Linked DNA regions of Homo sapiens: all the other regions are linked to region 2. The links are chromatin contacts, found by Hi-C or POLR2A ChIA-PET in ENCODE. All regions are on one chromosome and are shown on one strand. The core of a region is the stretch at or near the end of the contact, and the rest is flanking DNA. Distances in the headings are between cores, read along the strand shown. Region 1 holds the start of C10orf88 (chromosome 10 open reading frame 88). Region 2 holds the start of MGMT (O-6-methylguanine-DNA methyltransferase). Region 3 holds the start of PSTK (phosphoseryl-tRNA kinase).

What was found. Hi-C counts contacts between places; a loop is a spot of excess contacts on that map. ChIA-PET counts read pairs that join two places held with the same protein, here RNA polymerase II (POLR2A). Pooled maps may share reads with other maps.
Region 1: a loop to region 2 is called in a pooled map, with 25 times the contacts of the local background. The contact joins the promoter of C10orf88 here to the promoter of MGMT in region 2. A Hi-C loop is called at or near these places in 5 of 50 pooled maps.
Region 3: a loop to region 2 is called in a pooled map, with 20 times the contacts of the local background. The contact joins the promoter of PSTK here to the promoter of MGMT in region 2. A Hi-C loop is called at or near these places in 5 of 50 pooled maps. POLR2A ChIA-PET finds 5 or more read pairs at or near these places in 2 of 52 experiments (OCI-LY7 and activated B cell).

What each region holds. Positions count from the first base shown.
Region 1 is chr10:122,952,851-122,955,550 of GRCh38, reverse strand. It overlaps C10orf88 (chromosome 10 open reading frame 88), which reads left to right and starts at 1,324. Exons shown (of 6, transcript NM_024942.4): 1 at 1,324-1,536; 2 at 2,519-2,700. The coding sequence starts at 1,373. It overlaps LOC124902519 (a long non-coding RNA gene), which reads right to left and starts at 1,109. Exons shown (of 2, transcript XR_007062325.1): 1 at 983-1,109. RefSeq lists a silencer at 1,529-1,608.
Region 2 is chr10:129,465,770-129,468,490 of GRCh38, reverse strand. It overlaps MGMT (O-6-methylguanine-DNA methyltransferase), which reads right to left and starts at 1,250. Exons shown (of 5, transcript NM_002412.5): 1 at 1,195-1,250. RefSeq lists silencers at 951-1,150, 1,171-1,610 and an enhancer at 462-1,384.
Region 3 is chr10:122,978,972-122,981,694 of GRCh38, reverse strand. PSTK (phosphoseryl-tRNA kinase) reads right to left here and starts at 1,294. Exons shown (of 6, transcript NM_001363531.2): 1 at 1,000-1,294. The coding sequence starts at 1,215. RefSeq lists an enhancer at 963-1,282.

The sequences.
Region 1 (2,700 bases), core at 75-2,574, 6.5 Mb after region 2:
GGTGAATTCACCTACCATACGTACATTCTGGTGATTACTTATAGAAAAATACATTTGGTCATCATTTTTCTTGCTTTGACACAGGTAAACAGAATGCAAAGTTTATTCTCATTTTTAGCTAGAGGGCACAAGTCCTAGTACATAAACTCAAACGAAAACATAAGCAAAAAGATTAAAGTAATGCGCACTGAGTCATGAACCCAGAATAGACAGCTCTGAAAGAAAATTAGAGTATGGGTGAGCAAAAACGTTATTTCCTAGAGAGGATACCACCTTAAACACAACTTTGGAACTCTAGATTATAGACAAGTGGAATTTCAGAGTTTGCTTTTTTCAAAAGACAGAAAAATAATCTGCACAAGCCTCTACAGGAGGAGGATGAGGGGGCACACTATATACAGTCCCATCCCGTGGGGCATCTAGAAAGTTCCATCTGCTCCCACTGTTCTGCATCCGTAGCCTTAAGTTCCTTCAAGACTGAGTTCATATTCTACTTCAACAGAGTTCTGAGACCCCCCCTTTCCACTCGCTGTTTCCAGTGCCATGAGGAGCGATCTCATGGGGCAGCCCCTGCCTTCGGTGTCTGGGTCTTTCTTGCATTTCAAATTTCTGTCACCTAGAGCGTCCAGCCCTGGATGCCCGGGTTCCTGCGGCCTGAGGGTTGCACATGGGGTCAGGGGGCGTCAGCTGAGACAGCACCCGGCGAAGGCCAGCGTGGCTCAATGCCCATCACAGATGCCCTTCAACCCCAAAACCCCATCATCCGCTTCAGCCCCCCTCTAAAGCGAGAATATGTGTGAGGGAGGCTAGGAGAATTCGAAGTAAAAATAACCCGAATCGGCAGCGCGTCCGCCGCGCTAGCTGCCACAAATGCTGCAGATCCGACGGAATGGAAGCAGAAAAGGCCCTGGCGTCCCCTTGGGAAAGAACGAGGTCAGGAGTCGGTCTTGCACGCAGCGTAGAGCGACGAGACTACACCTACCTGATCACAGACGTTCCACACCAGCTCAGCAACGGTCGTCCACGCCGCTTGCTGTTTCCCCACAGCCAACGTCGAAAACACCCTCGTGCCGGCGCGCAGTGCACCGCGCCTGCGCATAGTCTCCAGCGAAAGAGCAAGGGTCTGCCAGTGCGCATGCTCCGCTCTCGACCTCCTCCCCGCACACTTTGAACGCCGCGCCTGAGGCCAGCTGGCACATGCGCATGCGTGTCTCTGGTGCCTGCTCTCCCCACCAAAGCAAGAAGCGGCGGGTACTTGAAGCGGAGTGAGCCGGAAGTCGCTTTGCCTGCCCATTTCCACGCTGTACCGGCGGAAATTCAAGCACTGGAAGAGAGGTTCCGGGGCTGGGCTGGCCTGACTGAAGGCGGCGGAATGGAGACGCGGACCGAGGACGGGGGCCTCACCCGCCGCCCCACGCTGGCCTCTTCTTGGGATGTTGCAGGCGGGGCCCTGACCCACAGCCTCCTCCTCACCCGGGCCGGTCTCGGCCCCGGTGACTTCGACTGGGAGGAGCTGCTGGCACCGCCTGCTCCAGGGTGCGCCGGGCCGACGGGGACGGGGTCGCTATGCTCGGCAACTGCCGCGCTTCTAGGGGAGCTGTGAGGGGAGGCGAGAGGGTCTGAGCCCGGGATCCGGGAGAGCAGTTGGTACCAGGTCTCTAGTTGGGGAGGGGAGCTGCGAGGTCGTCCGGGGTGGGCGGAGGGGGGTGGGTCCGGCCGGGAAGGGGCCGAGGCTCCTGGGCGTGAGAGGGGGAAGGTGACCCGGACTCGGAATTTCATATAACGTCCCCATCAGGCGTGATAGCCCCTCAGGGCTGCTGTCAAAGTCAGTCCGCCCCTCTACCCTCAAACAAGACACCTCCTGTCCACCAAAACAGGCTGTGTAAAAAGTCCAGCTATAGATGATCGCTGTCGACTTAATTTCGAAAAAGATACACTTTTGTCTTTCATTGTGCCCTGCACCCAGTAGGTGCCCAGTGATTTATGTAATTATCCGAGAGTCAATTGCAGGGGATTGAGTAGAATGTTGATTGAGGAAAAAATAGAGTTTGGGAAAGCCCTGATGTGTGACACCTTCATTTCCGTATGAATTCTGTGTTGAGCGCTTCTTGGATGCTTGGGAAGGTGCTTGGACCTCAAGGGCAAGTGGAAGTGAGTTAGAAGAAAGAAGCCCCGGCCGGGCACGGTGGCTCACACCTGTAATCCCAGCACTTTGGGAGGCCGAGGCGGGCGGATCACGACGTCAGGAGATCAAGACCATCCTGGCTAACACGGCGAAACCCCGTCTCTACGAAAAATACAAAAAATTAGCCGGGCGCGGTGGCGGGTGCCTGTAGTCCCAGCTGCTTGGGAGGCTGAGGCAGGAGAATGGCGTGAACCCGGAAGGCGGAGCGTGCAGTGAGCCGAGATGGAGCCACTGCATTCCAGCCTGGGCGACAGAGCCAGACTCCGTCTCAAAAAAGAAGAGTCATGTTCAGAGAACTATACTGTGTGATGTTTTCACCAATTTTCTTCTCAGTCAGGATCTGGTGATTTTGAAGAGAAACCACAACAACAAAGATGAAAACCCCTGCTTCCTTTACCTGAGGTGTGGCCCTGATGGAGGTGAAGAAATCGCTTCTATTGGCATTTTAAGTTCAGCAAGAAATATGGAAGTGTACTTAGGAGAGGAGTACTGTGGAACCAGTAGGGGCAAGAATG
Region 2 (2,721 bases), core at 1-2,500:
TTCAAATTCCAACCCGAGACAGAGGGCCCAGGAAGAAAGACACGCGGCAGAGCAAGGCCAGCTCTCCTCTGCTACTTGCAGGCAGACTCCGGGTCTGGGCAAGTATCCTGGCCCTCTGAGTTAACGTGATATTAACAATCAGCCAGGCTCTTGACGCGGTTTCCTTCAAAGTTTTCACACCCCCACCCACCAGGTGCGCTAAGCTTTGGGTTTTTAAAATCTTGTTCATCTCCCAGAGTGTTTTAGCCATTGAGAGGGCCCTGAAAATAACAAAACCATCTCCTAGACACCTGCCCAGGGATGGGGGAGATGACGGGAGAGCCTGACTTAACAGATACTCTATAGGTTTCTATTTGGATGTCTATGTAAATAACCAGTCTAATTCTCAGCTCTCTGTGCTTAACATTCTACTGAGAACAGCTCTCTGGACCAAGCCGCTTCCCTGTCTGATGATGATCTCAGCAGGCATAGGTTGCACACACATGTACAAAGTCTGCTTTCCAGGACAGAAAGCCAGCTACTCAGCTGAAGCAACTGAGAGCAAACACCACCCTGAGATTTCAGGAGATGATGAACCCAGGAGTGCGAAATACATAGTTCAGAACTCCTCTGCGGTGTTATAACCGACATTACGGTGCCCAGTGTGTGTGGCTCTCCAGCGAGCCTTGCTTACTCTAAGTGTTGATGAATACAGTTAGGGTATGATGTACACAAACACCAGCCATAGTAACCAGAAGGCCCCTAGAACTTGGCCTCCAGCAGGAAGGAAATATGGGACTCTGCCTAAGTATGCTAAAGGGTTGCTGCAAGCCAAGGCCCGCGCAGGGGCTTCTGGAAGCTTCCTGGAGCAGCTGGCGGAGGGAAAGCTGGCAGCATGGAAGGGTAGGAAGAACCCGGGGCCCGGGCCTGGGGCTGGCACCTAGAGGTAAGGCAGGGGCTGCCACGACCCCCGCCACACGCCAGTCCACAGTCACTGCAGCGCAGCCTAGTCCAGGAACCCCAGGCCCGGGGAAAGGCTGGGCAACACCTGGGAGGCACTTGGGGCGCACCTGGAGCTCGCCCGGGATGGGTGGGGGTCAGGGCGGCCCCACACCCGACGGCGAAGTGAGGGCGCCTGCAGGACCACTCGAGGCTGCCACCGTCCCGAGGGAGAGCTCCGCACTCTTCCGGGAGCGAGGCGACCCAGACACTCACCAAGTCGCAAACGGTGCGCACCGCGAGGACCTGCGGGCGTCGGGACGCAAAGCGTTCTAGGGGCGCGGGCTGTCCCAGCATATCCGGGGCGCGGGGGCGGGGCCGAGGGGCACGGGGATGGCGGCGTGGGGCGGGGTCTAGAGCGGGGCGGAGCCGAGGACCTGAGAAAAGCAAGAGAGCGCGCGGGGGCGGGGCCGGGGCGCGCGGGGGCGGAGCTGGGGCGGAGCCCGGGAGGGGCGGGGTGTTCCCGCCCGACCGGGTCGGCGCATGCCCTGTGCGGCGGCGCCGGGCCTGAGGCAGTCTGCGCATCCTCGCTGGACGCCGGCACGCCGGCCCTGGTCCTCCGGCAGCGCCGCTGCCCTGTGCGCCTGACCCGGATGGCCCTTCGGCCGGTACAAGCCGGGCGGCGCCTTCCCAGCTTCCGCCTGAGGCTCTGTGCCTTAGTTTGCCAAATGGCCCGTACCTTTTCCTGTCACAGGGATAGTCCGCGGGCGTGCAAGCGACCTGCCACGTGCCCGAGTGGTCCTGAAAGCGCGCGGGGGTCGTAGGACGGCGCCCGCTTAGTGAGAATCCCGGTCCTGCTCGGGGCGGCTACGCTGAGCCCGGAGCGCGAGTCTCTCCCCTCCTGGTGCCGCTCCCCTAGTCAGGGACCCCCAGACCAGCAGAGACCCTGTCAGGGGGCCGTGGGGGCAGCCTCCAGGGCCTGTGGTGGGCGATGCCGTCCAGGGGCTGCAGTCACCGATGGCCTAGACACTGCCAGAGCCTGACTCAGCCGCTCTCCAGAGAGCACACAGGGTGCCAGGCCCTGCTTGGGGTTGTGTGGACGTTATTAGGAGTTGAATTGTGTCCACCAGAGAAGCTATGTTGGAGTCCTAACTCCCAGTACCTCACAATGTGACCTTATTTGGAGATGGGGACTTTACAGAAGCCATCAATTAGTGGGCCCCTCATCCAGTATGACTCGTGTCCTTATAGGCAGAAGGCCGCTTGGGGAGGAGGATTGGAGGGCTGCACCTGCAAGCCACCAGAAGCCTAAGAGGACAGACCCTTCCCTGGAGCCTTCGGAGGGAGCAGAGGACACTCTTCCCTGGAGCCTTCAGAGGGAGCAGGATCCTAACACACCTGGGTTTCAAACTTCTGGCCCCCGGAAGTGTGAGACAATAGGTTTCTGTTGTTTTAAGCCACTCAGTGTGTGGCACTTTATTATGGCAGCCCCAGGCAATGGGTACAGAAACCATTGTCTCTAACGTGGTTGGCATAAGCACCCCAGGGAGTAGTATCATCCCTGGAGGCTTCGGAGAGGTCACACACCCCTTGGCAGGATCCCATCCAAGGCCCACATGTTCTAAGCCACCATGCTACGGGCCTTCTAGGTTCTGTTTGTTATCTTAATGGAAAGGGGTCTTCACCTTCCCGGTGAAGTTTCCCTGTTGGGATTCGGCCAATGCTCATACCTTCGTATTTGTGACTTGCAGGATCCAACATATTAGCATGAGTGATAAGGGTTGTTCAGAGGAGAACTTCAGC
Region 3 (2,723 bases), core at 45-2,544, 6.5 Mb after region 2:
AACCAAGAATGAGAAAGTAGATACACCTTGCTGGAGAGCCCATGCACCAAATGTACTGTATTTTTGTATATATACTTAGAAAGTAGAGTCACATAACATTTGCATTTGATTTCTGTAAATTCATCTACATTAGGCATTAAACAACAAAAATAATAATGTTAACATTTCAGAATATTTCAAAGAGTATTTACTCAAGAGTGAGCATGAGAAACACGAATGTAATCTACTCTTCCCCCAGTGGTCTCAGTTTCCACATGCTTCTCCAAGAGGATGTATCTCACTGTGCTGAGTGTGAGATGAGGAGGGCTTAAAGAGATGTATTTGGAACATACAAGTTTTTCCGTAAATACAAACCCATTACTTCCTCTGGTGGTCAACTAAGAAACAGCCATCCTTCCCAAAGCTGGCAGAGGCAGATTTACTTTGAGATGAACAAAGATTAAGCTTCATAGGTCTGATAATGCATTTGTACAGCCTCTTTCTATCGTTCTGAGGGACCCCAGAAATTTTGTTACTTATAGTTTTTATTCCTTTTCTTAAAGAGGATTCCTCAAATTACAAAACCTGAATCCACCCGTAGCTAGACGTTCAAGTTTTAGAACTTCTTTCCCTCTCCTAAGGAGAAACTTCCTAAGGGATTTTCGACAGTGCATTTGACTATAGGGGCTTTCCACCTTGCACGCTGACTTGAGAACCTGACCCTGTCTGAAGACTCAACTGTATAGAATATACAACATATACATGCATCAAATATACAGATAAGCATCTAAAATGCATCGTTCTAACAGTTGGCTTTGTAACCACTTTCTACAGCCAACGCATTCACCCTCTGCAGTAACTATGTTAACCCAGCTCCACTTTTCTCGAACTTCACCTCCCACACCAAGCAATGGGCGCTCATGGCAAATCACCCAGGACCGCGTGGACGCGAGTGTCCCCGCCCCGCCCCGCCCCGCCCCGCCCCGCCCCGCGGCCCAGGCCCCGCCCCTCCGTGCTGACCGCCGGTCGCGCTCTTGCCCCGGCGAGAAACGCGTCGGGCATGACGTCATCATACGCGACAACACCGATGGCCCAACCCTGCTCCTGCTGCAGCCGGTGGGCGAGGGCGCGCGCGAAAGTCGATTTTCCTGCCGCGGGGAGGCCACAGAGGACGCAGAGGCCTCGTTTCCGCGGCCCGTCGCTGCCGGTTCCTCTGATGTTCTCGGCGGTCTTCATGCTGCCCGGGGAGACCGGAGGAGTCTGGGAGCGTCGTCTCCGCTCTACCGTCTGCCCTGCGCGCACGCGCAGCGTCTCCGCCGCCTACCGGCGCAGTGGAGGAACTGGCCTAGCTGGGTTTCCGTGCGGCCCCAGAGGCACCTGCTCCACCGGTGCCCTGCTTGCTCCCAGGGACCAGAGGCTGGAGAGACCGCGGCGCTGCGTTCCTAGCTCCTGGACATTCCCAAGGGGTCCCAGAGTTAGGATTGATCTTCAAATAGAATCACCCTCCCTGCCGAAAGTTGCCAGCCAGTAGGATTGGCGCCTCAGTTTTGTTAGGATGAGGTCTTTCTGCTTAGGAAAATCCCAAAAGAGACGTTGAGCCTTTCCCTCCAGCAATCTTTCGAAAATAAGTTACTGGAAATCAAAGAATAGAAGGCGAGGCTGACAGTCCGACCACCGCGCTCCTTTGCGGTTCCCAGATGTGAAGAGTGCAAGGGCAAAGTAAACATTCGTTATTGTGCCCTCACAGCACCAGTGGGCAGCAAGCGTGAAGAAATATTGTCAGGAAAGGCACATCCACAGACCTCAATTCCAGTGCATGCAGACAGAGAACAATAGGTGTTTGTGTTAAAAAGTAATACTAAGCTATGGAGAGGTACAAAACAAGTTTTTGTTTTTTGTTTGTTTTTAAGACGGAGTCTCGCTCTGTCGCCCAGGCTGGAGTGCAGTGGCGCAATCTCGGCTCACTGCAACCTCTGCAACCTCCGCCTCCTGGGTTCACGCCATTCTCCTGCCTCAGCCTCCGAGTAGCTGGGAATACAGGCGCTTGCCACCAGGCCCAGCTAACTTTTTGTATTTTTAGTGGAGACGGGGTTTCACCATGTTAGCCAGGATGGTCTCGATTTCCTGACCTTGTGATCCGCCCGCCTCGGCCTCCCAAAGATTACAGGCGCAAGCCACCGCGGCTGGCCAAGTTTTTTTTGTCTGGGGGTGTGTTGTAGAAAAATTGAATTCAGATTACAGTTTTTTGTTTTTTGAGACAGCGTCTCACTCTCTCGCCCGGACTGGAGTGCAGTGGTCCGATCTCGGCTCACCGCAACCTCCGCCTCTCAGGCTCGAGGGATTCTCCTGCCTCAGCCTCCCGAGTAGCTGGGATTACAGGCGAACACCACTACTGCCCAATTAATTTTTGTATTTTCAGTAAGAACGGGGTTTCCTCATGTTGGACAGGCTGGTCTTGAACTGACCGCAAATGATCCACCCGCCTCGGCTTCCCAAAGTGCTGGTATTACAGGCGTGAGCCACCGCGTCGGGCCTAGATTCCAGATTCTTTTATCCTTATATTTTAGGGGATAATTCCTTCTTACCTGTAAAGGGTATGTTCAAAATGTGAAGACGTAAGGACAAAATCAGTGTATACTGTGTCAAAATATGACGAGTAACCTGCTAAAGCTGATATAATTTGTATGAAGCACTTACAAATAATCTCATTTTCCTTTGGACTGAAAGTGAAGAGCAATGAGTTA